Linked DNA regions of Homo sapiens: region 1 is linked to region 2. Evidence: chromatin loops called from intact Hi-C (ENCODE). Cell type or tissue: Calu3. All regions are shown on one strand.

Region 1 (2,500 bases), 260 kb before region 2:
TCACAGAGCAAAAAATTTCCCATTAGTACATAAACCCTAACAGTCATAGAAGGTAGACATGACAAATTTACTATATTACACAATTCTCATTACTAGGTCTAGACTTATCATATGAATACTTCACTTTCATGTAGTATGTAAAAGAACATTATTTTATTAAATGTTTAATAGGATTTAACTAAATGTTTGAGAATATTAAATTAAAATGTTCAGTTTAATACAATTATTTGAATTAATTTTTGAAATTATTATTTAGAAGTTATATTTTGCATTTTAATTTCAAGATAAAACTTTTTGGAAAATAAGTTTTAGTTATTTTTACATTACTATACTTTGGTGAAAATGTATTTAATTTCTTATACTGGGAAAGCAATTACAGTCTTTTAGATGATTGAAAGTAACTTCACGTTTACATCATAGTATACATAAACGTGAAGAGCCAAAGAAGTTGAAAACAATAAAAAAACTCTTTAGAATGGTAGCTTGTTTATTTTTATTTAAGTGAAAAAAAAGAAAGAAACTAGATTTTACTTAAACATGACCAACCTAAGTTTAGCATACAGGATACTACAAATGATTAATTTAATGAAGATTTATTTTTTAATCAAAATAATGAAAATGAGAAAAAAAAAGTATCACCTCAAATTCAGAACTTGAACAGTTCAGATGAAAATCCTGCAATTTCACTTAATCATTCTTGATTAAAAGAACATTAAATGTGTCACTTGCATACAAAAAGGAGCAGGTGCATTTATTAGAACTGAAAGAAAACTGAATAAACAGCAACATATAGTGTTTAACAGTGATAAGAAAATGCCTATAGAGAATATCAGTTTGAAGTTATTTAAATAATAAAATTTGTTCATTTTTGCCAAGTGTGACATTGATTTTGTATACAATGTTTACAGAAAACAACAAAAAATATTTAGATTTAGTAAAAATGATCTCAAAAAGTGATGTAACATTAAACATGTAAACCTGATATAAATAATAAAATTAATAATCGCTAGACATGAGGAACATTTCCTGTCCCAATGCAAAACCAAACACCACTGAGGGCCATTTAGCATCACTAGGATTCTTGGCTTTGGTTCCTAATAAATATGTTAAATATACTGGAGCAGGAAGAGCCGCAGACAAAACCCCTCAGTAACCGAGTTAAAGAAGGACAGAGTTTATTCGGCTAGGAGCATCAGCAAGACTCCTGTCTCAAGAGCCGAGCTCTCTGAGTGCACAATTCCTGTCCCTTTTAAGGACTCACAACTCTAAGCAGTTTGATCTTCAGTTACCAGGCCTGGAATGCAGTGCCAGGTTGTCTGGACTCTATTAACATAACCGGTTAGGTTAGATCTTCAGCTACCAGGCTTGAAATGCAGCGCAGGGCTGTCTGACTGATTTTATTTCTTGTCTTTTCTTTAACTCCTACTTTTTCTTTGAGGCAGAAATTGAGCATAGGGCAATATGGGGGGTGGTCTCCTTCCTTATTCCCCACTTTGAGACTCTCACTTATTTTATTAGTGGGAGTTCTCATCTGTATCCTCACTACCTGCGTCTTCCTGTATGACAGATCGATAGTGATTCATGTAGTACACTTGTGCTGAAGCATTCTGGTGAACTAGAGTAGTGTTGAAACCTTTCACCTATTTGAATGAGTACAGGTAGTAAACAAGGGATCAGTAAGCAGGTTCCTATTACTACTATAATTCCTATTATAAGACTTTTAAATCCTCCTAGCACTGGGAAACATTTTCGAACAAGGCCTCAGGGTCAAATCCGTGTCATACTTGTACAGGCACATGTGCCAGTTTCATGAAGTCTTTAACTAGATCTTCGACTACTTGCCCCTGGTCATCTACCTGCAGGCAGCAATTGGTAAGGTTAAATTTTCCACAGACTTCTCCTTCAGTTGCTAGCAAGTAGTCGAGAGTTAATCTATTTTGATAGATAGCATTTCTCATCTGAGTTTCTTGCCAGGCCAGAACAGTCAAGGCTTTACCAACGATCTCCAAGACAGCTTGCCACAATATGATTCGGTTGAGCATGTAATTGGGGGTCCGGTATCCCCATGAGCCATCTTGTGCCCAAGTGGCAGGCCCATAGTATTGTATAATTTTTTCAGGAGGTCATTCATCATCTTTTCAATTACCTATGGCTATGTTTCACTTTTCGCAGGAAGCATAGAGAGGGAAGCCCAGGAGTTCACCTGTTTTTATGGGCAGTAGGAAGAAAGATGGTTTAATAGTGCCAGTAACACAACTTCCTGTCCACTCATCAGGCAGCTTAGTGTAGGCTCTACGTCCACATATCCAGTATAGCCCAGTGGGGGCCGTTCAGTCCCAGTGGGATTCTGGGTGGGCCCAAACGGTCTGCAACTTTGGAAATTTATTGAATGGATTTTTGTCTGTGTGGTTTGAACTCCACCGTGTAACTGTTTTTGTGGTACCATTATACAGTTTTTGTCCCAGGCAACTAAGTCGTCCTACAGAATGAGTGAATTCTT
Region 2 (2,500 bases):
AAGCTTTTCCCTCTGTACCCAGAGAGTCCTGTGTCAAAACTAAATGGAGAATTAATTGGAAGCCAATTACTAGGCAATGCATTGATTTGCTGCACCAAATAGCATGAAAGTCGAGATTATCATAAGCTTATTGCTGAAATGCATTCCTCTATTTCAAGGAAGAAGCCATTTTCTCATGACTTTATACCAGACTATTTTTAACTCATAGGTCAAAGAATTAGGTTTACTGCTTTACAGTACAAAGGAAGCAAGAAAAATATTTCCTTAACATATCCTGAAGTCCTTCAAAAGTAATCCTGCTCAATTCAAAATGTGTCCATATTAATTTGTTTCAGAAAATGTGTTTCTAGACTCTAATAACTAGATAACTAAAATGATTATATTCAGACCTTTATTTTGCCAAAAATATTTCTAAAAGCAAACTAACATTTTTGTCATGAATAAAGTAAATATTTTCTTATGATATTGTGATAATTTTTCTTGTTCTTTTGAATCAATATGCTTTCTCTCATTATTTAAAATGAGGAACTTACTGTTGAGAGAAATATTTTCTAACATTATAATAAATACTGAGTTATTCATACAGAATATCTTCTCTGTACAAAATGTGGCATGCTTGAAGTCGATCTGGGAAGAGTAGAATTTTTTCAAAGAATTTACACACTCTGGTTAGGGCAGAAACTATAAACATTTTGTTTGAGTAAAAAAGATATTATTTTACCAACAGTAACAACAATAAATCTTGTCAAAGCAATCTTTCATCAAAACTTGTTTTTAGTTTCAGTTCCAATTTTTATCGCAGAGTTTCTTCCTCTGCAAGGACACTAAAATTACCTATTGATTTATGTAGACACAGAAAACCAAAGCAATGTGCATAAGAATCACCAAAGATGCTTGTTACAAAGACAAATTCCAGATTTGAAATCAGAAAAGGTTGAAGTTAAATCCTGGTTCTTCTGCTAATCATTAACTTGATGCTAAGCAAATTTCATCTAACCTGCTTTCTTCAGATTAGAGATGAAAGACTACGGAGATAGAGTGAAATAAAGCAAATGCTCTTGAAAAAATGCTAAAAGACTACAAAATAGAAATTTGCATTATTTATCATTATTTTCCATACTAAGGAGTGAGTCAGAGGGCATTTGACACGCAACCTGGTGTTCTGCATTGTGGGTTTCCTGTTGCTGAATGTGGAGAAGAGCCAGTAAGTCATCGATGGCCTTCCGCTCCTGGCTCTCCATGGTAGAACAGTAACTCCCAGTAACCCCAGCCACAGCCACAAATACCACCCTGTGGGTACTCACAGTCTTTCCCTTTGCTCTATACTTCCATCCTTATTACTAAAAGACTGGCATGCTCAAAGGTTGTTTAGCTTTCTAGAAAAATGTAATGCAATTCTTCTACCCTATTAAATTCATAACTGCAATTATTCCAGAAGTAATTTCTTCTATTGATGTATTCAGAGACCTTTTTCCATATATTCTAGATAGGGTATTATTTCAATCCTTTAAACAATAAAGGTGAAACTTTCATTTGAAATGAAAATTCTAAGTTGATGAGAACAAGACTAGAGGTGTAACTGTAGGGTCTATTAAGTATTAGAAAAAATACTACTAATTTATATGCAAAAATTAATACTTAAGAAACTACTCAATATCAATGTCTCCCTGTTGCTTATTTCACTGCATACAGACTCTTGCTGGCTTTTAGGGTCTTCATAACCAAAGTACCACTCTCTGGAAAATCTTACTTCCCACTGTCCTCCTTGGTCCCAACAAATGCTATCTTCTCCAATCTGGTCCCTCTCTCCACTGTCCTCACTATGTGCCTTCCTCATTCTTGTCTCTATTGCCCTTTAGACTTTTTGTTTTCTTCTCCCATGTGAAATGCCCTCTACCTCCTTGATGTTAAGCAACTTATCCTTCAAAGTACAGATTCAATTTCACTTCCTCCTTGAAACTGAATCCATACTGTGCTTGAAGTCAGTATCCCTCAATATTATTTCCAATAATTCCTTATTTGTTTTAAGTATCTCTAATTTCTTCATGAGTGTTTGGTTTTTATACCAACTATAAAGAGTACTGTAAGTTACTTAAAGGACATGTGATTATTTCTGTCCCTTCCACATTTATCCCAAATATTTATCTTCACTTCTATATGTAATAAAAGAAATGCAAATGTGTCAATATCAAAAAGGAAACTGAGAGGTTGCTAAAAATAAAAAAGCAGTGCTTATTTTTCAATGATTAGAGAATACCTTACTGATAATGAAATACATAAAACTCATAGGACACTAATTTTCTGGAAATGTCTATGTATAACGATAAATTTCAAAGATCTGTTTGCTAATTATACATTATTAATCATTTATACAATATATGAATATGCTTTAAATCACCTATTTTAAAGACAATATTTTGGTTATTATTTTAAAACAGATATAAATAATAAATAATCCACTTGGTCATATTAAAATTAAGCTATTGGCTTCCAGCTCACC

Evidence for each region. Hi-C counts contacts between places; a loop is a spot of excess contacts. Peaks named below come from ENCODE experiments on the same cell type or tissue, not always from the same donor. Only the 100,000 strongest peaks of a DNase experiment are listed, where the experiment ranks them.
Region 1: a loop joins it to region 2, with 4 times the contacts of the local background. A loop is called at or near these places in 1 of 110 quality-filtered maps.

Annotation. Positions count from the first base shown.
Region 1 is chr3:87,732,556-87,735,055 of GRCh38, forward strand. All of the region lies in intron 1 of LOC105377198 (a long non-coding RNA gene), which reads right to left. Among named protein-coding and RNA genes, the nearest start is that of HTR1F, 59 kb to the right of the region's middle. In Calu3, no CTCF peak of the experiment used is centred here; a DNase peak (open chromatin) is centred at 1,306.
Region 2 is chr3:87,996,300-87,998,799 of GRCh38, forward strand. No RefSeq gene overlaps it. Among named protein-coding and RNA genes, the nearest start is that of CGGBP1, 61 kb to the right of the region's middle. In Calu3, no CTCF peak of the experiment used is centred here; a DNase peak (open chromatin) is centred at 1,212.